Regions from separate parts of the Homo sapiens genome. Here regions 1 and 3 are each linked to region 2. A link is an interaction called in ENCODE POLR2A ChIA-PET data of the cell type or tissue named here. Cell type or tissue: MCF 10A. All regions are shown on one strand. Each heading gives the region's core, and the rest is flanking DNA. Links, peaks and the distances in the headings are about the cores only. Region 1 overlaps PNPLA7 (patatin like domain 7, lysophospholipase). Region 2 has its middle 9.3 kb from the start of GRIN1. Region 3 overlaps ANAPC2 (anaphase promoting complex subunit 2).

Region 1 (7,250 bases), core at 1,762-5,761, 410 kb after region 2:
CACCACAAGAAACACAAGCACAGAACGGTTGAGAGGAGTCATCTGCCAGCCCCAACAGCCGGGGTCCAGCGACTGAAATCACGGCCTGCTCCAGACTCAAGGGAGAGACACCCCCACCAACCGCATCAGCTGGGCAAGTCTCATCTCCACTCTGGAATCAGGGAGAAAAGCACGTGCGTGTGTTTGGGGGCGGGTGGGGAAAAAGAATAACAACTTAGCAGCTGTTGCTAAAAATGGCTTTTGTGTGTTTTATTTCAAATCCACTTGTTTACTTCAAAAAACCATGCCTTCATAACCTCACCCCAGATCAGGAAGCTGTGAAAACCACAGGGAGAGGCTGGATGCTGGGAAGCCCAGGTGGACACGCAGCTCCTCTGGCAGGCAGGGGTCCCCGAGGGCTCCCCACACTTGCACATCTTCAGATCTCGGCAGTGCTGTATGTAGCAGCCAGCAATCACACCCAACCCAGCTGTCACTCAGCCACGGAGAAATCAACGGTGGTGTCAACGACTGAACTAGAACGACACCCACTCACGCCAATGAATCTCACGTTCATAATGTTGCTCAAATTAGGAAAGGTGAGGAATCCTGGTGTGATGCCATTTATGAGATTTAGAGTCAAGCAAAATTATACTACATATTGTATAAGTACCAAAGAAAATTCAGAAAAGTAGCTATCTCTGAAGAAAAGAGAAGGTGAAATGAGAGCACACGTGGGTAATGTGAACAGAGCCGGCAGTGTGCATCTAACCTGTGTTCTAGCTAACCAGGGTTAAAACTATATAACCTGGGTTCGAGTTAAGATGCCTGTTTGCTGTGTCATGCCTACTTGTTTTAGAGACAGGGTCCTGCTATGTTGTCTGGGCTGGCCTAGAACTACGAGGCTCAGCAATCTCCTTTCCTCTCCCGAACAGCCAGGACTATAGGTGCCAACCGCCATTCCCAGCAACATCACGCTTTTTTGCGTATCTGCGGTATTTTGTAACAACTTTATAAAAATTAAAATAATAAAGACTATCTCCCATTAAAAATGGTGGGTTGGGCCAGGCACGGTGGTTCACACCTATAATCCCAGCACTTTGGGAGGCCCAGGAGGGCAGATCGCTTGAGGTCAGGAGTTGAAGACCAGCCTGGCCAACATGGTGAAACCTTGTTTCTACTAAAAATACAAATATTACACGGGCATGCTGGTGTATACCTGTAGTCCCAGCTACTCGGGAGGCTGAAGCACAAGACTCACTTGAACCCAGGAAATGGAGGTTGCAGTGAGCCAAGATCACGCCACTGCACTCCAGCCTGGGTGACAGAGTGAGACTGTCTCCAAAAAAGAAAGGTAAGTTGAAGGTAAATGCTTATCTTTGTCCCCTTGTGGAATATACATGCTTATCTCTGCTCTCTTAAAAAGATACAAACCTCCAAGGATAAAGACAAAAGCTAAGAGTAGATAAAAAATGTCACTGAAATTTTAGCGGCTGATGAAAGCAAGTGACAGGGTCATGGCTGGTGGAGCCCTCTAAGGAAAGCTGACACTTGGTTTTAGAGGTGCAGAACCTGGACAGAGAGGACTGGTCCTCACTGCAGAGCCAGAACGAGGCTAACATGCAGGTGAGACGGGAAGAGGGGCAGGCTAACCCCAAGTCACTTTCCTGACCCCAACAGGCTGGAAATGGCTTTTCCCCGTGGCCAGAGGACTACCAGGAACTCTCTGGAGAAGGTGAAGCAAGCAGGTAAGAGCCCAAGGACATCAGGTGTGGCTACGAATCCAAGAACAGTGTCCACTCCAGACGGGAGCACTCCCAGACTCCTCAGTGAGTGTCCACTCCAGACGGGAACACTCCCAGAATCCTCAACAACAGTGTCCACTCCAGACGGGAGCACCCCCAGACTCCTCCCCAAGTGTCCACTCCAGATGGGAGCACTCTCAGACTCCTCAGTGAGTGTCCACTCCAGATGGGAGCACTCTCAGACTCCTCAGTGAGTGTCCACTCCAGACGGGAGCACCCCTAGACTCCTCCCCAACAGTGTCCACTCCAGGCGGGAGGACTCCCAGAATTCTCCACAACAGTGTACACTCTAGACGGGGGCACTCCCAGAGTCCTCCCCAACAGTGTCCACTCCAGGCGGGAGGACTCCCAGACTCCTCCCCAACAGTGTCCACTCCAGGCGGGAGGACTCCCAGAATCCTCAACAACAGTGTCCACTCCAGACAGGAGCACCCCCAGACTCCTCCCCAAGTGTCCACTCCAGATGGGAGCACTCCCAGACTCCTCAGTGAATGTCCACTCCAGACGGGAGCACCCCCAGACTCCTCCCCAACAGTGTCCACTCCAGGCGGGAGGACTCCCAGAATTCTCCACAACAGTGTACACTCCAGGCGGGAGGACTCCCAGAATCCTCCACAAGTGTCCACTCCAGACGGGAGCACCCCCAGAATCCTCCCCAACAATGTCCACTCCAGGCGGGAGGACTCCCAGAATCCTCCACAACAGTGTCCACTCCAGACAGGAGCATCCCCAGACTCCTCCCCAAGTGTCCACTCCAGATGGGAGCACTCCCAGACTCCTGAGTGTCCACTCCAGATGGGAGCACTCCCAGACTCCTCCCCAACAGTGTCCACTCCAGGCAGGAGGGCTCCCAGAATCCTCCACAACAGTGTACACTCTAGACGGGGGCACTCCCAGACTCCTCCCCAACAGTGTCCACTCCAGACAGGAGCACCCCCAGACTCCTCCCCAACAGCGTCCACTCCAGACAGGAGCACTCCCAGACTCCTCAGTGAGTGTCCCCTCCAGACAGGAGCACTCCCAGAATCCTCCCCAACAGTGTCCACTCCAGGCGGGAGGACTCCCAGAATCCTCCACAACAGTGTATACTCCAGGTGGGAGGACTCCCAGAATCCTCCACAACAGTGTCTACTCCAGATGGGAGCACCCCCAGACTCCTCCCCAACAGTGTCCACTCCAGGCGGGAGGACTCCCAGAATCCTCCACAACAGTGTCCACTCCAGGCGGGAGGACTCCCAGAATCCTCCACAACAGTGTCCACTCCAGACGGGAGCACCCCCAGACTCCTCCCCAACTGTCCACTCCAGATGGGAGCACCCCCAGACTACTCCCCAACACTGTCCACTCCAGGCGGGAGCACTCCCAGGCTCCTCAGTGAGTGTCCACTCCAGACGGGGGCACTCCCAGGCTCCTCCCCAACAGTGTCTACTCCAGGCGGGAGCACTCCCAGGCTCCTCAGTGAGTGTCCACTCCAGATGGGTGCACTTCCAGGCTCCTCCCCAACAGTGTCCACTCCAGATGGGAGCACTCCCAGACTCAGACAGGAGCACTCCCAGACTCCTCCCCAACAGTGTCCACTCCAGATGGGAGCACTCCCAGACTCCTCCCCCTCCTCCAACCCAGTGCCACCACAGCAGAACATACGCAGATTCCTTTCTGAGAAGCTGCCCTAAAAAAAAGACCTACAGACCCTGACCTGTAGACTCCCAAACCATGAAGGAAAGAGCCAGCGTCCTGCTCAGTCCTCCTGCAGGGAGTGTCCCCTGTTAACGAGCCCTGACCCCATGCACACGCAGCCTATATGCAGCTTTCAGGTGGATCACGCTGTTTTCGTTTTGTAGTTAACCCATGTAACTCCCACCGAAATCAATATGTAGAACATTTCCAGTAATCTAGATTACCTTACGCCTCCCCGGGTCGATACCCAACCTAAACCCCTAACAGGCAACCACTAATGAGACCTTAACCCCAGCAGGGCCAAACACCAGGACCAAGTCCCTCGAACCGCGCGTTCTAACAGGCAACCACTAATGAGACCTTAACCCCAGCAGGGCCAAACACCAACACCAAGTCCCTCCAACCGCACGTTTTTTGTAAAGGAAGTTTTTTTTGGAACACTAGATGGCCACATTGAGTAGCTGCAAGAGAGACCACGTGGCCCATAAAGCTGAAATATTTACACTCTGGCCTTTTACAGAGAAAGCTGGCTGGCCAGCCTCTGTCCTCAAGTGTCAGTACAGCTGGTAGCTGAGCCTCAGGTGAGTGAAATTACACAGTGTGTGCTTTTTGTTGCTGGCCTCTTGGGCTCCACATTATTTCTGTGAGATGCAGCTATGCTGGTTTGCACACTTGTGTTCAATAAGAACTTCATTCACACATAAAGTGACTGCTGGAGGCAGAAAAGCCCCTGATCAGAAAGACAGAAGCCAAAATAAACAGAGAAGAAAAACTCAGGTCAGAAACAACTCAGGGAGCAAAAGAAAACCCATCTTACTTTATCCATGAAGTAAGAACAAGATAATTTTTAAAAATTAAAACATAAGAACAAAGATACTTTTTTAAAAAGAACATTCAGGGCCAGGCGCAGTGGCTCACACCTGTAATCCCAGCACTTTGGGAGGCCGAGGCAGGCGGATCACAAGGTCAGGAGTTTGAGACCAGCCTGACCAACATGGTGAAACCCCGTCCCTACTAAAAATACAAAAATTAGCTGGGCATGGTGGTGGGCACCTGTAATCCCAGCTACTCGGGAGGCTGAGGCAGGAGAATCGTTTGAACACGGGAGGCAGGAGTTGCAGTGAGCTGAGATCACGCCATTGCACTCCAGCCTGGGTGACAGGGCAAGACCCCGTCTCAAAAAAAAAAAAAAATTAACAGAAAAAACCTCTTGAAATGAAAAATATGACAGAAATTAAAAATTCAATGGAAGATTTGGAAAATAAAGTTGAAAAAATCTAGAAAGTATAACAAAAAGGCTGGGCATGGTGGCTCATGCCTGTAATCCCACCACTTTGGGAGGCCGAGGCGGGCAGATCACGAGGTCAGGAGATCGAGACCATCCTGGCTAACATGGTGAAACCCCGTCTCTACTAAAAAATACAAAAAATTAGCCGGGCGTGGCAGTGGGCGCCTGTAGTCCCAGCTACTCAGGAGGCTGAGGCAGGAGAATGGCGTGAACCCAGGAGGCGGAGCTTGCAGTGAGCTGAGATCGCGCCACTGCACTCCAGCCTGGGCGACAGACCAAGACTCCATCACAAAAAAAAAAAAAAGAAAAGAAAAAGTACAACAAAAAGACAAAGGTGGTGTAGAATAAAGACAATTCTAGATTTCTAAGGTTTCCAAACATACACCTCCCTGGCATCCTGTCTCAGGAAGTGAATGGAGGATTTGCTCCACCAAAACACGCCGGCCGAGAAAGCAGCAGCAAGAGCCCTGTGTAGGGGAAGGAAGGGTGGGTGGTCCTGGGATGGCGTCTGGACAGCAGGCCTGGGGAGGGTCCGACTGGGCAAGAGGATGGGGGCTCCTAGCAGGGGCGCTTCCCAGAGCAAAAAAGCATTCACGGAGCCGCTGGTTCAGGCGTGAATCTGTAATGGGTGCATATAAAAATCACCAAGAGGCCAAAAATAAGCCGCTGGTTCAGGTCGTGAATCTGTAACAGGTGCACAGAAAAATCACCAAGTAGCCAAAAATAACACAACTGTTAATTCCAAGAAAAAGAGAAAGTTGCAAGAAAGGAAATTTAACTATAGTACACTACATAGCTCAGCTGTGAATAGTATCCATGAAGTCGAAAGAACCGCCCATGAGCGGTGCAGATGGGAACGTAGCATGAGGCATGGGGGCAATCTACGGAGCCACACTTCATCTCCCATGACAGGAAGCATGGGGGCCATCCACCGAGCCACACTTCATCTCCCACGACAGGAAGCATGGGGGCCATCCTCCGAGCCACACTTCATCTCCCACGACAGGAAGCATGGGGGCCATCCTCTGAGCCATACTTCATCTCCCACGACAGGAAGCATGGGGGCCATCCTCCGAGCCACACTTCATCTCCCACGACAGGAAGCATGGGGGCCATCCACCGAGCCACACTTCATCTCCCACAACAGGAAGCATGGGGGCCATCCACCGAGCCACACTTTATCTCCCACAACAGGAAGTCAGTGTGTCTAGAATGGATGGGTTAGGAAACAGCAAGAAAAGCTGCTCAGAAGGAACCGAAGCGTTTTCAGTGTGAGGGGACAGACGGCCACTGTTGATAAAACTTTAAGTATGTTTTTAGAATCTGTCCATGTTATTTTGCAAGAATTTAAGTTTTGTTAAAATGACAAACACAAAAGTTTGATGAGGAAAAACGATGTCACGGCAGATGATCAACTGATCACAATACAGAATTACCTCTCTCAGATATCACCCCCATTTTTTTTTTTGAGACAGAGTTGGAGTGTCACTCTGTCACCAGGCTGGAGTGCAGTGGCACAATCTCAGCTCACTGCAACCTCCAAATCCCTGGTTCAAGGGATTCTCCTGCCTCAGCCTCCCGAGTAGCTGGGATAACAGGCACCCGCCACCACACCCAGCTAATTTTTGTATTTTTAGTAGGGATGGGTTTCACCATGTTGGCCAGGATGGTCTCGATCTCCTGACCTCGTGATCCGCCCACCTCGGCCTCCCAAAGTGCTGGGATTACAGGCGTGAGCCACCGTGCTCAGCCAATCACCTCCCATTTTTTACTCCCACTACACTCAGGGAAGATCCATTCCCACCCCTAAGGGAGAGGGGCTGTGACACCAACGCGGATGAGACGGATCGCAGCAGCTGAGAGGAACCCGGCCCGTCTCAGCGCACAGCTCCCCTCTCCTGGAACAGGCATGGCTGCACTGTGATAAGTGAGGCCCAACCTGAATATCACAACAAGATCAAGATCAGAAAGAACAAAGAAATAATGGAGAAAGCCTCTACCCCAGTGAAGCTATTTTTTGCTTAAAGAGAAACGAATCATCCAAGGTAGGTCGCATACAGATGCCCCGTGCTGAACGGGTTTACGTCCACGTAGACCAAAGCTCCTGTGGTCCTTTCCCAGTTTTTCTCAGGCCCACAGGTGCCCCTTACACATCCAGGAGTCCCTGAGAAGCCCACCTCAGCTCCAGAGACACACTAACCAGAGGCTCCAAAGAGGTGCACAGAGGTGGATCTGGTGGCTGGGACCCCACTCTGCCCCAAGCCACGCTGGGGGCTCCCTCGAAGATGAGCACCGGCCTTCTAACGGCAGGTCAGCCTTGCTCAAAGGAGGTGGGTGTCTTCTCCCTCCCCAGGCCGGCAGCCTCCCCAGCACAGGCCACGCGTCACGTGAAGATACACAAGTCCCAGGGAGCACAACGAGATGCCGAGGTCCCACCCACGCCTCCACCCCAGGCCCCAAACAGCTCAAAGCGCACCTGTGCCCATCTGCCGGGGAGCAGA
Region 2 (7,250 bases), core at 1,494-5,493:
ATTGTAGAACTTACTTCTGTCTTCAAATCTGCCAATGTTTGCTTCATATATTTTGGGGAGCTGTTCTTGGTACATACATCTTTATTTATTTTTTTTTTTTTGAGACGGAGTCTCGCTCTGTTGCCCAGGCTGGAGGGCAGTGACGCGATCTCGGCTCACTGCAAGCTCTGCCTCCCGGGCTCATGCCATTCTCCTGCCTCAGCCTCCCGAGTAGCTGGGACTACAGGTGCCTGCCACGACGCCCGGCTAATTTTTTTGTATTTTTTAGTAGAGACGGGGTTTCACCGTGTTAGCCAGGATGGTCTCGATCTCCTGACCTTGTGATCCACCCACCTGGGCCTCCCAAAGTGCTGGGATTACAGGCGTGAGCCACTGCGCCCGGCCATACATCTTTATAATTGCTATAATGTGTTCATGAATTGACCCTTTTATTACTATATAATGTCCTTATATCATGTAATAATTTTTTTTTATTTTGAAACGGGGTCTTTTTCTGTTGCCCAGCCTGGAGTGCAGTGGTGCAATCATAGTTCATGACTGCCTCAAACTCCTCGACTCCCACAATCCTCCTGCCTCAGCTGCCTGAGTAGCTAGGACTATAGGTCCTAATTTATTTTATTTTTTGTAGAGACGGGATGTCACTATTTTGACCAGGCTGCTTTTGAACTTCCTGTCTCACTTGATCCTCCCACCTCAGCTTCCTCAAGTTCTGAGATTACAGGCATGAGCCACTGTGCCCAGTCCATCCTTTTACTTTCAATCTATTTAAATCTACTTCTCAACAGCATCTGGAATTTGGCCATTCTCCTTCCTGAACCGTATCTTCAATGATGAGATGTTTTCCTGGTTCTCTGGCTGCCCTTGCCCTCCTCCCTGACCCCAATCTTCTCAGTCTGGTGGCACTCAGGACTAGGCCTGGCCCCTTCTTCCAACCTTTCCGGACGACAAAAACCATCTATACCTAGGGACTCCTAAAACCTGTCTCCCCTGGCAGACTCTGATCCCGGCACCACCTGCCCACCAAGGTCTCCATGGCGCCTCCCAGGCATCTCACAGTGGGCAGATCCAAAACGGAGCTCCTCAGTGTCCCCAAGCCAGAGCCTGCACAGCCTTTGCTGGCCCCTCCACCCAGGGACCCGCCCTCCTTTTCCCAAGGCCCACTCCTGCGGAGCCCTCCTCCCCCACTCAGCTTTTCCCACAGCCAGGCAGCTCTCCTGGCCTCCTGCCCTCCAGTGTCTCCACCCAGCCAGAGCAGTTTCACAGTAAACATCTCAGACCTCCAGTCCACGCCAAAATCTTCCCGCACATCAACTGAACCCTCCATGCTACCTCTGTAGCAGGACGAGCCGCAGACAAAACCCCTGACAACGGGTTAAAGACGGAAGTGGCGAGACTCCGTCTCAAAAAAAAAAAAAAAAAAGGAAGTGGCTTCATTCCGCGGGAACTTCGGCAGACTTGCGTCTTTAAGTACCGAGCTCCCTGAAAAAGAAATTCCCGGCCCTTTTAAGGGCTTACAACTCTAAGGGGTCCACATGGAAGGGTCCTGGTAGATTGAGTAAGCGCGGGAAATGTGACTAGGGGCTATGCATCAGCTCACAGAACAGAAAGTTTTACAATGCTTCTGCATACAACGTCTGGAATTTACAGATAACACAAGTAGTTCAGGTCAGGAGCTGATATTATTATTATAATTATTAACCACCAGGGCTGGGTGGTGGCGCCAAGGTCGTCTGGCTATTTATCTTACTTCTGTTTCTTTCCAACTGTTTGCTTTCTCCCTTTCCTCCTGCCTTATAAACTAGGCAAGGTGGGGAGAGGAGGCCAGCAGGAAAAGTGGTGGTCTGCTTCCTTACCTCCAGGACCTGTAGGACCACGGATGGACTGAGACAACCCCCACTCCGTCTCCCAGCCCTGGGAATTTCACCGTCTCAAATATGCCAAGGTCCTCCTTGCCTCAGGCAGTTTCGCTCAGGCTCAAGTCAGCCCCCTCCCCACCCTGCCCGGTGCCAGCAGCTTCTCAGCCCTCAGATCTTGCCTTCAGTGCCGCAGCCTCCGCTGAGCCCTCAGAACCAGCCACGGTTCTTCCCCAGGGCCCTGCTCTTTTCCACACAGGACGTACACATGTGCCACCTGCCTCTGCCTGTCTGTGGCTGGCTTCTCACCAGCCTCTCCTACAAATCTGTTTTATTCATCTCTGCAGTCAGAACTAAAACGGCAACTGGCCACGGTAGGCGTTCAAGGAGAATGAAACAAAGAATATGCCTGTTTCTTCCCAGCCAAGAATAGGTTGTGCTCCCAGAGACAGACACAAAAGGGACTCAGAAAGGCATGCTCTGAGTTGAGAGTCTCAACTGAATCTCAGTGACTCTCCGACTGAGAGTCTATAACGCCCTTAAGCCAAAGACCACTGCAAACACGCCTGTAGTTAAACAAGTTGGGTCTTTTACTCTACGTACAAACACACCAGGTTGAGACGTTGAGGTGTCTCAGCAACAGGGTGTTCGGAGGAAACTATTACAGGATTTCACCTGTAGTTGGGTGATTTGGGGGATGATCTAAGGAAGGAGGATTTGGTTCTAGATTAGACGCACGCTGGAGCCCAGGAGGTCGAGGCCGCAGTGGGCCATGATCGCCACTGCGCTCCAGCCTGGGCGACTAAGCGAGACCTTGCCACAAAAACATAAAAAAAGATTAGACGCTGTGGGAAGGAAGAGGGTAATTCTCAGCTTATGATCGCTGCATGTGACAGGGTGAGCTGTGCGTTCCCTGCTTAGAATCAAGAAGAGGTCTTAGTTCATCTCACTTTGTCGTGGTGTCTGCGTGGCGCTTCATGCCTCACAGAACATGGGCTGGCTACGAGGGTCAAACCAGGCCACAGCAACGCGTCAGGGGCCGCTTGCTTTCTTAGGAGCAACAGGTCCAGAGGCTTCCGCTCCAAGAGGGACTGGGGCCTGGGCCAGGACCTTGCCGAAAAGCAAACGAAGCCCAGACAACCTGCTGGGGCTCCAACCCTTCCTCCCACCACCACCGCCCCGCAGAATTTGGGTCGCTGAGACCGCTGCAGGCGTGCCGACCACGGCTGCCCCGGCCCGGAAAGCAGATTTGCCCCTTTTTGCGGGGTAAGGGTGGAGAGGGCGGCGTCGGGGGGAGTCGAGTCTGCCCGCCCAGGCCCCGCTCGGAGCCGCAGGCTGGGAGGGCGGCGGGCGCAGCGACCCCGGGCCTCGGTCCGCCCGGCGCGGTCCTCACCCTGCAGCACAAGAGCCGCCGGCAGTTCTTGCTGTTGCCGTAGCTCTCGCCAAAGCTCTGCGTCACCGAAATGAAGTCCTGATGAAGCAGCGGCGGCGGATGCGTGGAAGGGGGCCTCGAGGAACCACCGGCGGCATCAGGAGACCCGGTCCTGTAAAAGACTGAGAGCTCCGCCTCTCCGATACTCGCGGGCAGCCATTGCGGCGCACAGAACCGTCCGCGTGTGAGCAGCGCGCACGCGCACGCAATGCGCCTCAACCCCGCAGCCTATGCGCCTGCACTGAGAGCTCACGGCTTGCGGCGCCTGCGTCTACCCCGCGCGCAGTCGCCACGGCAACAGGGCGGGCCTTGGTTCTGCTTCGGGCGTGGTCGGTGCATGGTCCTCCAGCACTGTTCGCCCCGCGGGTCTGGTCCTGGGTTCCTTTCGCCTCCTGTCGTCGGACGGCACCGGCTTTGCCCACGGCCTCGCGGGGAGACGCAGACACCCGGGACCCGGGGAGGCGCCCGGGCGCCGCCGCCATGTTGTCAGGGAGCGCCCGCTCCCAGCTCTTCGGTTCCGGGACCCGCGGCGCGGGGATGGGGCTGGGCCGCCCTTGGTAGCCGTCCTGGGCTGGGGGCCACCCTGGCCGCGTGGTCACCGGCAAGAAGCCCAGGGCCTCACCCGGGCGCGGCGTCGCGGGGGCCGAGGGAAGGACCGGACCCTCCCGAGGTCGCGGACCCGGCCGGCTGGGGCGAGGCTGGGGTGGCCCCTACCCCGAGCTAAGCTGGCCGCGCCGCATCTCACCGTCGCCGGGGCCCGAGCGCTGCGCCTGGACCGGCGCCGAGCGAGGGGGCCAAGCGGCCGGCTGGACCCACAGTCCCCGCGCCATAGGCGGGTCGGGGCTTTCAGACTCGGCTCCAGCCCTCAAACCTGGTAGCCTTGGAGGTCAGCTTGAGATGACTGCGCTTCCTGCGCGCGTTGTCCTCCCCAGAAACGCTCAAAATGGCAAAGCGGCGTCCGTGGCCGCCGGAGGCCTGTGTTCTCCCCTGCCGAACCTCACGCGCGGCCCCTCCCTCATTTTCTTCTGGCCAGGCTGCCCCCTGCCCCTTGGGCGATTCTGCTGCGTCCCACGGTCCTGGCTGTGGCATTTCTGGGTGTTTGGAGGGCTCCCCCGGCAACGACGTCTAATGTCTATAATCCCGGCCCTTTGGGAGGTCGAGGGGGGGCGGGGGATCACTTGAGGTCAGGGGTTCAAGACCAGCCTGGCCAATATAGTGAAACTCCGTCTCTACTAAAAATACAAAAAATAGCTGGGTGTGGTGGCGGTTGCCTGTAGTCCCAGCTACTCGGGAGGCTGAGGCAGGAGAATCGCTTGAACCCGGGAGGCAGAGGTTGCAGTGAGCCGAGATCGCCTCGTTGCACTCCAGCCTGGGCAACAGAGCGAGCCTCCGTCTCATAAGATTAAAAATAAATAAGAAATCACAAAAAATTAGTACGTATTTTGAGCTGAATAAAAATGGAAATATGCACATGAAAATGTATAGGATGCAGCTAATACAGTGCTTAGAGAAAGTTATAACTGCAAACTCTTAACGTTAGAAGAGGTGAGGCCGAGAACAGTGGCTCACCCCTGCGATCCCAATGCTTTGGGAGGAGACTGAGGCCGACCCCGGAGGATTGCATGAGCCCAAGAGTTTGAAATTAGCCTGAGCAACACGGTGAAGCTCCATCGCTACAAAAAAATATGAATTAAAAGGCCGGGCGCGGTGGCTCATGCCAGTAATCTCAGCACTTTGGGAGGCCAAGGCGGGCAGATCACGAGGTCAAGAGTTTGAGACCAGCCTGGCCAATACAGTGAAACCCCGTCTCTACTAAAAATACAAAAAAAAAAAAAAAAAATCTAGCTGGGTGTGGTGGCGGGCACCCCAGCTACTTGGGAGGCTGAGGCAGGAGAATTGCTTGAACCTGGAGGGCAGAGGTTCCAGTGAGCCAAGATCGTGCCACTGCACTCCAGCCTGGGTGATAGAGCGAGACTCCATCTCAAAAAAAAAAAAAAAAATAGGTGTGTTGATGCACACCTCTAGTCCCAGGTACTTGACAGGCTTAGAAAGTGGATCCCTTGAGCATGGGAGGTGGAGACTGCAGTGAGCTAGGATTGCACCACTACACTCCAATCTTGGCAACAGAGTGAGACCGTGTCCCCCCCGCCCCCCCCCCCCACACACACACACAAAATCCAAGCTATTCGGAAGACTAAGGCGCGAGAATTGCTTGAGCCTGGGAGGCAGAGGTTACCGTGAGCCGAGAATACACCATTGCACTCCAGCCTGGGCGACAGAGTGAGACTGTCTCAAAAAAAAAAAAAAGAAAGAAAAAAGGAAGTCAGTGAACTAGAACGCGGAAAAACAACAGAACATCTATGAAATAGAAAGTTTTTATTTATTCACTTATTTTTTTTCGAGACAGAGTCTTCTCTGTCGCTCAGGCTGTAGGTGCAGTGGTGCTATCTTGGCTCACTGCAACCTCTGCCTCCTGGATTCAGCGATTCTCCTGCCTCAGCCTCCGGAGTAGCTGGGATTACAGGCGCCTGCCACCACACCCAGCTAATTTTTGTAGAGACAGGGTTTCACCAATGTTAGCCAGGCTGGTCTCTAACTCCTGACCTCATGACCCACCTGCCTCGGCCTCCCAAAGTGCTGGAATTTCAGGCGTGAGCCACCGCACCCGGCCTGAAATAGAAAGTTCTGGCCGGGCGCTGTGGCTCACGCCTGTAATCCCAGCACTTTGGGAGGCCAAGACGGGCGGATCACGAGGTCAGGAGATCGAGACCATCTTGGCTAACACGGTGAAACCCCGTTTCTACTAAAAATACAAAAAATTAGCCGGGCGTGTTGGCGGGCGCCTGTAGTCCCAGCTACTCGGGAGGCTGAGGCAGGAGAATGGCGTGAACCCAGGAGGCGGAGCTTGCAGTGAGCTGAGATCGCGGCCACTGCACTCCAGCCTGGGGGACACAGCGAGACTCCGTCTCAAAAAAAAAAAAAAAAAAAAAGAAAGAAAGTTCTTAAAAAGTTGTTTCTTAGAAAAGATCAACAAATTTGATAAATGTTTAGCTAAACTGGCCAAGAAAAAACTAAAATTAGGAATAAAAGAGGGGCTATCACTACTGCCCTTCCAGATACAAAACGATTGTTAGAGAATACTACGAACAACTTTATGTCAATAAATCAAGCAGCTTAGATGAAATGGACAAATTTCTTAAAGCATATAAATTGCTGGCCGGGCACGGTGGCTCACGTCTATAATCCCAGCACTTTGGGAGTCCGAGATGGGCCTCAGGATTACCTGAGGTCAGGAGTTCGACACCAGCCTGGCCAATATGACGAAATCCCATCTCTACAAAAAAATACAAAAAAATTAGCCGGGCGTGGCGGCGGGCACCTGTAATCCCAGCTACTCGGGAGGCTGAGGCAGGAGAATTGCATGAACGGTGGAGGTTGCAGTGAGCTGAGATCGGGCCACTGCACTCCAGCCCTGGGAGATAAGAGCAAAACTCTGTCTCAAAATAAATAAATAAATAAATAAATAAATAAATAAATAGCCAAAACCAACTCCCAAAGAATAAAAAATCTGAATATAGCTATAAAGAAATTGAGTTAGTAATTTTAAATCTTTCTACAAGAAAAAGAAAAATGCTCAGGCCTAATCAATTTCACTAGTAAATTCTACCAAAAATTTCGGATAGAATTAATTCCAATTCCGACCCATTCTATAAGGTCCATATTCACCTAATACCAAAGCCAGAGAAAGATATCACAAAAATACTACACACCAATATCCTCCTTTAATATCAATGTAAAAATTCACTACAAATTATTAGCAAACAGAATCCGGAAAGATAAAAAGGATTATACATCGTAACCAAGTGGGATTTATTTCAGGAACATTTTGAGGATTTTTGTTGTTGGGTTTTTTGTTTTGCTTTGTTTTGTTTTTGAGACGGAGTCTCGCTCTGTCGCCCAGGCTG
Region 3 (6,398 bases), core at 103-4,102, 51 kb after region 2:
CCACCATGGTCAGCAGCCCGGCCCTACCACAGCCCCTTGGCCTCCTGCCCTGGGGGCCTCCGCCTGGCCCTCCCCTTGTCTGTCTCCGGAAGGAAGCTTCCCCCTTGGTTTCTAAAGTGGACACATCGCCCTGCCCTCCCCTAGGAGTAAGTTCCCTTGGTTTGTCAACACAGCAAGGCCCTCTTACTTGCAAAAGAAAAAGGAAAACACATCTAGGTCCAGCCTCCTTCACAGCAGACCTGGAGAAGCTGTGGACCCTCCCTTGAACTCAGCCCCGCCCGCCCGCCGGCCTCCTGGCGGCTCTGTCCTGAGGCTGCTCCTCCTGCCTGGGCCGAGGCTGGACCATCCCCTTCCTGGGGTACCTGGGGTTGGGGTCTGCAGACTGGATGCTGGCTGTGCCCCAGAACCCTCTCCTCACATGTCCCCCGCTGGGGTGCCCGCCTCCCCCCAGTCCTGAGCACTCGCTGGGCACACTGGAGGCCTCACAGGCCCCACACATCAGACAGAAAGCCCTGGAACCCGCCTGTGACGACCATCCCGACCCCTTCCTCCCCGAGCCGACACCTCCCACCTGTGACGACCATCCTAACCCTTCCTCCCCGAGCTGACACCTCCCACCTGACTATGAGCTCAGGGAAAGAACCGCCAAGCCTAGTTCCATCCCTCAGGCTCTGGACGCCTGTACTGGGACTGCTGGGATCTCAGCAGTGCTGCCAGGGGAAGTGAGCCAAACGTGGCCAATACCATCCTCTGGGCACACTGTCCCCATCTGCCAGTGACCTCCAGGCCAGGGCTCACTCCTCCACTCCCCACATCTGCTCCCCTCCTACTCCCACCACAGACCCATAGCCCCGGTCCTCAAGTACCACTGGAGCCTGCAAAGGCAGTTCTCGAGGAAACAGACCTGGAGAAGGGGGCAGGGCTGGGGTCCTGGGGGTCAGGTGCGCCTGGGAGTGCTGCCCTGGGCAGAGGGCAGCCCTGGCTCCCTAGCTGCCTCCCTGCAGTGACGCAAGGCACCCCAAGCCCCGGTTCTGAGAGGCAGAGGGTGGATAGCAAAAGAGGAGGAAACGCTCAGAGGGCAGGGCCTGCTGTGGCCACAGGGGTCCCCCTGAAGCAGTTCAGGAGACCTGGGCCCAGCACAGCCCACCCAAGCGCCTGTGGGCCGCGCGGACGCTCGCTCACAGGGGACACGGGGTTGCTGGGAGGAAGGCGGAGAGAGCGTGGGCCAGGCCCACTCCCTCTCCTGCAGAGGCGGCTGCGAGACAGGACCAACCCAGAGACACTCGGGTGACAACGGGGCAGCCACAGGCACCAGGCTGCTGGGAGCCCCGCAGTGCAGGGTAGGGGTGCCAAGAGCCCATGGGGTGGCCTGGCATGGAGGTACCTTGAGCTGCTCATACTTCTTGCAGTAAGCCTCCAGGGCTGCCCTGATATCCTCGGGGACCTCCAGCTTCTCGTCCTTGAAGGGCGGCCAGAACTCACTGGACAGGATGACAGCGTAGACCCCGAACGGTGGCTGCTCCTCTGCTGGCCGCTTCTCATCCTCCTCCCGGATGTTGGCATTGATGCGGCGGGAGTCCGCCATGTCCTGAGGAGGAGCCGGTGTCACGGGGGACCTGCGGGGCGGCCGGGCAGCGGGCGGGGCTGGGACCCACCTTCAGCATGACTTCACAGAAGTGCATTGGGGCCTCGCCAAAGCGCAGCTTCAGCAGCTCCACGTTGCGGATCTCCCTGGAAAGACGAGTGTCTGGGCAGGGGGTCGTGATGAGCCCCAGCCCCAAGGAGCACCTGTGGCAGGGCACGGGGGTGCCCCCCAGGCAGAGCAGGGAGCCTGTGTGGGCACCCCAATGGCTAGCACACCCCCAGCCAGGAGTGGGGGCGGAAGCACAGCTCCAACCAGGCCCCAGGCACGGCGTCAGGGCCCTGTCCCGAGAGAGGCTGGGCAAAGGCCCCGGCACCCCTGGAGATGGCCAGCGCGTCACAGGCCTCACCGCTCGGGGCTGAAGCTGAACTGGTGCAGCAGGCGGTCGGCCAGCAGCGAGCGGTACTCATTGATGAAGAGGTCCTTGCTGCCGTAGATGCTGACCAGCAGGCTGATGATGTCCGATGAACGCCGCTTGGAGCTCGACTTCCCTGGCATGGTGGGGGCAGGGGTGTCACCTGACAGGCACCTGGGCAAGGACAGGGCCGCCCTCCTCCCATCCCGCCCAGCCAGACGGCACAGCCCAGCATGGCTCTTCCTGAAGGCCCTCGAGGCTGGGAGCAGCCCTGAGCCTCCCGGGAGACCTGGAGTCAGGTCCTGGAGCAACAGCTTCAATCCCCAGCCCCTCTCACCCCACAGGGACCTTCCGGGACTCCCATGCAGGCTTAGGGGACAAGCCAAAGGTCCTGGGGTTTTCCTCTGAGAGAGACTAAAGATGTGTTGAAGACTTACCATCTGTGCCAGGGCAGGGGCCAGGCCTGGGCCCCATAGCCCTCAGAGCCCTCGCAGACGAGGGCCAGGCACAGATGGGCTCTGAGCAGGAGCTGGCACCCTAACGGGACTTTGAGGCCCAAATCAGTACAGAGCTCAGGGGTCACCCACATCTTCACTCCTCTGCCAGGTGCAGTGGCGGGGCAGGGACACCCCACAGCTCACAAGCGGTGGGAGGCAGGGCATCCCCCACGGCCAGAGTGACCAGCCACAGAGGAAAACAGCCCATCACCGGCCTGCCCAGGCTGGCAGGTGGCGGAGCACTGCCCTGACCTTTGACACCCTCAAGCCTCTGAGACACTAGCGACACCTGACACAGCCAAGCTCTGTGACAAGGGATGAGTCCAGAGCGGACGGCCTGGCTGAAGCGCCCCCCACACTGGTGAAAGGGACCATGTGGGGCAAGCTAACCTGGATCGGCATCCACAGGGTCCGGGACCCAGTCCTCTGGCTCGCCTGAGTCATCCTCACTGTCCTGGCCTGTCTCCAGGCTCGCCGGGTCGGTCTTGGACAGCTCAACAGCCAGGTCCCCTGTCCCGTCCGAGTCCCCCGTCAGCCCAGCCACAATCTGCCGCACTGTGTCCTCCCGCGTCCTGCCGATGTGAGTGCTGCTGTGGCCCACAGTGTGGACACCCCGCGCGCACCTCCCACCACTCATTCCAGTCCCGGCCCCATCTAGGCCAGCACCACCGACCCTGCCTCTACACTCAGTGGTGATGGGCTATGTACTAAACACAGGCCCGTCAGACTCCTTAAAAACAAATAAACCCAACGTTACTTGGGAGCAGCAGGAGCTGCGAGCGCAAGGCCGGCCTGCGCACCTGCAATCCCAGCACATAGGGACACTAAGCCAGAAGACCTAAGCCCAGGTGTCCGAGGCTGCAGGGAGACAGGATTCTGCCACTGCACTCCAACAGAGCGAGAGCCTGCCTCAAAAAAAAGAAAAAGAAAAAGAAAAAAGGGCCGGGCACGGTGGCTCACGCCTGTAATCCCAGCACTTCAGGAGGCCGAGGCAGGCGGATCACGAGGTCAGGAGATCAAGACTATCCTGGCTAACATGGTGAAACCCCATCTCTATTAAAAATACAAAAAGTTAGCCAGGCTTGGTGGCGGCCTGTAGTCTCAGTTACTCGGGAGGCTGAGGCAGGAGAATGGCGTGAACCCGGGAGGCGGAGCTTGCAGTGAGCAGAGATCGTGCCACTGCACTCCAGCCTGGGCGAAAGAGTGAGACTCCATCTCAAAAAAAAAAGAAAAAACAAAGAACTGGCTCAGAAGCCAGGCCAGTTACAGCCACAAAGCACCAAAGGAGTCCAGGTAGGGGCCAGACTCCACCGGCTCCTGCTGCTCGGCTCCTGGGGGCCACTGTGCCTGCCAGCCCCGGGCCAGGGCCTCTGCGACCCCTGAGGAATTCCCAGGCAGCCATGTCAAGGTCCTCATCCCAACACATTCTCCACCGAACAGCCCCAGGAGTGTCTGTTCCTTGCCGTGGGAAAGGCCAGGACAGCAGAGCCCACTCCCCTTGCCTGGTCGGCCTTGGGGACTGGTCAGCACCAAGGCGAGGCCAAGTGGAAGAGCTTCTCTCTGTGCTGGAGATGGGGAGGCTGAGGAAGGGCTGTGGTGGGCCTCTGGCAGCTGCACACAGAGGGCACGGTGACACCGTGTGACAAGGACAGGTGCCCGGCACGGGCAAGAGGAAAGGAAAGAGCCTCGGGCCTGATCCCGTGCACTCAGCCCAGCCGGGGGAGACCTTGTGTCCTGACGGCCGAACACACCCTCCGGCTGCCCCCCAGGACCACGAGGAGCTCAGCAGGATGCCCAGGGTCCCAGTGGCTCCTGGGCCAGCTGCAGCCCTCACCTCAGGTAGCGGCGGATAGGCTCACAGGCCACCTCCAGGATGACCATGGAAGGGTCCAGCACGCGCAGCGCCTTGATGGCAGAGATATAGAGGGTGATGATGTCACACGTGTTGACGCCTACAGCCAGGGCAGAAGCCAGCAGTCATGCAGTGCCCGGGACCACAGCCTCCCAGGGGCAACACCCGAGTAGACAGCTGGCCATGCCGGTAGGTGGTCTACAGGTCCCCACTGCAGCCTCGTTCCCTTGTCCCCCCATCCCCACCTCTACCTGTTCACAGGTCCCGCCCTGCAGGGAGGTCTGTTCTGAGAGAACTAAGTCTCATCACCTCAGACCTACCGGTCAGTCCTGACTCCCTCCAAAGAAGAAACAAGCAAGCTGACGGGCACCTCAGATCCCCTAAGGACCTCACCAATTGCTTCTCAACCCATTTCTTCCTTAGACCTACAAGTCCAGGGCTGGCAGACTAGGCCCCAGGCTCCCTGGACATGGGTCCCCTGGTGAGTGTCTAAGCCCAGAGTGCTGGGTGGCCGGGCAGCACACAGCACCTGGATGCAGGAGCCGAGTCTCCAGGGCAGCCTTGAGGGACACGAGCAGCTGCTGCCTCTGGTCCGTCCTCTCCAGGCAGTACTTGAGGTCCTCGATGGCTGGCCGGGAGTCTGGGAAGTCTACAAGAAGAAGAACATCCCTCAGGGACAGACATGGATGCGTGCGCACGTGCAGGCTGGTGCAGAGTGTGTGCGGTGTGGGAAAGGACACGTGCTTGCCAGCCCCAGGACGATGATGAGACCACCTGCTAGGCACCAGACATCCCCCCGACACTCTGGCGTGCTGATGCATTTGACCACAATGCCACAGGGTGGACAGAGCAACACCCAGGGGCCAGTCCCCAGCAGGAGCCAAGGCCAAGGCAGCACAGCAGTGGACACCCAGAAGCACTGTCCAGCATCTGCCACACCTGCCCTGATCCAGGCACGGGGGACGCCGCAGTGGGGACAGTCCCAGCACTGCCCGGTGCACCCCCCTGCAAGAGCGACAGCGAAGGCACAGGGAGCCCCAGACGTGGACACAGGGAGCCCAGATGCAGACACAGAGCCGACATGGCGAAGGCCCTGGGAGCCCCAGATGCAGACACAGAGCAGACACGGCGAAGGCACAGGGAGCCCAGACGCAGACACAAGGAGCCCAGACACAGACACAGAGCAGACACGACGAAGGCCCTGGGAGCCCCAGATGCAGACAAAGAGCAGACACGGTGAAGGCACGGGGAGCCCAGACGCAGACACAGGGAGCCCAGACGCAGACACAGAGCAGACACGGTGAAGGCACAGGGAGCCCAAGACGCAGACACAGAGCAGACACGGCGAAGGCACAGGGAGCCCAGATGCAGACACAGAGCAGACACAGCGAAGGCCCTGGGAGCCCCAGACGCAGACACAGGGAGCCCAGACGCAGACAGAGCAGACACGGCGAAGGCCCTGGGAGCCCCAGACGCAGACAGAGCAGACACGGTGAAGGCACAGGGAGCCCAGACGCAGACACAGGGAGCCCAGACGCAGACACAGAGCAGACACGGCGAAGGCACAGGGAGCCCAAGACGCAGACACAGGGAGCCCAGACGCAGACACAGAGCAGACACGGCAAAGGCCCTGGGAGCCCCAGACGCAGACACAGAGCAGACACGGTGAAGGCACAGGGAGCCCAGATGCAGACACAGAGGAGACACGGGGAAGGCCCTGGGAAGACTCCCCAGACGGGAGAGCGGACCCCAGGGCCGGGGCAGGACCACCTCGGACGATGCTGAAGAGCTCCTCGATGCGCAGGCTGGCGTAGATGCGGTAGAAGAACCTTTGCACGTGGCAGCGCCAGCGGCGCAGGGTGTTGCCGGCCTCGGGAGATGCGGGCCTGGCGGGGCCGTCCTGCAGGAACACCTTGCCGAGCCAGCCGACCACCCGCTCGATCCACTGTCAGGAGAACGCTAGTGTGAGCTGCAGGGAGGCATGGTGAGCCCCGGGCTGACTCAGAGGCTGGGAGGAGCCTCACGGCCACCCACCCTGTCGGCCGGGACCGA

The links. Peaks named below come from ENCODE experiments on the same cell type or tissue, not always from the same donor. Only the 100,000 strongest peaks of a DNase experiment are listed, where the experiment ranks them.
Region 1: POLR2A ChIA-PET joins it to region 2 with 5 read pairs; 2 of 35 experiments call an interaction of 5 or more read pairs at or near these places.
Region 3: POLR2A ChIA-PET joins it to region 2 with 6 read pairs; 26 of 35 experiments call an interaction of 5 or more read pairs at or near these places.

Annotation. Positions count from the first base shown.
Region 1 is chr9:137,531,114-137,538,363 of GRCh38, forward strand. The region is part of intron 8 of PNPLA7 (patatin like domain 7, lysophospholipase); the gene reads right to left. Among named protein-coding and RNA genes, the nearest start is that of PNPLA7, 16 kb to the right of the region's middle. RefSeq lists an enhancer at 3,770-3,829. In MCF 10A, for the core only: a CTCF peak has its summit at 3,910; a DNase peak (open chromatin) is centred at 3,928.
Region 2 is chr9:137,126,268-137,133,517 of GRCh38, forward strand. No RefSeq gene overlaps it. Among named protein-coding and RNA genes, the nearest start is that of GRIN1, 9.3 kb to the right of the region's middle. RefSeq lists an enhancer at 1,944-2,153 and silencers at 3,144-3,223, 3,584-4,093. In MCF 10A, for the core only: no CTCF peak of the experiment used is centred there; a DNase peak (open chromatin) is centred at 3,524.
Region 3 is chr9:137,178,797-137,185,194 of GRCh38, forward strand. ANAPC2 (anaphase promoting complex subunit 2) reads right to left here. Exons shown (of 13, transcript NM_013366.4): 4 at 6,117-6,291; 5 at 4,876-4,995; 6 at 4,329-4,446; 7 at 2,885-3,066; 8 at 1,992-2,133; 9 at 1,656-1,731; 10 at 1,385-1,588. Among named protein-coding and RNA genes, the nearest start is that of ANAPC2, 6.6 kb to the right of the region's middle. In MCF 10A, for the core only: no CTCF peak of the experiment used is centred there; no DNase peak of the experiment used is centred there.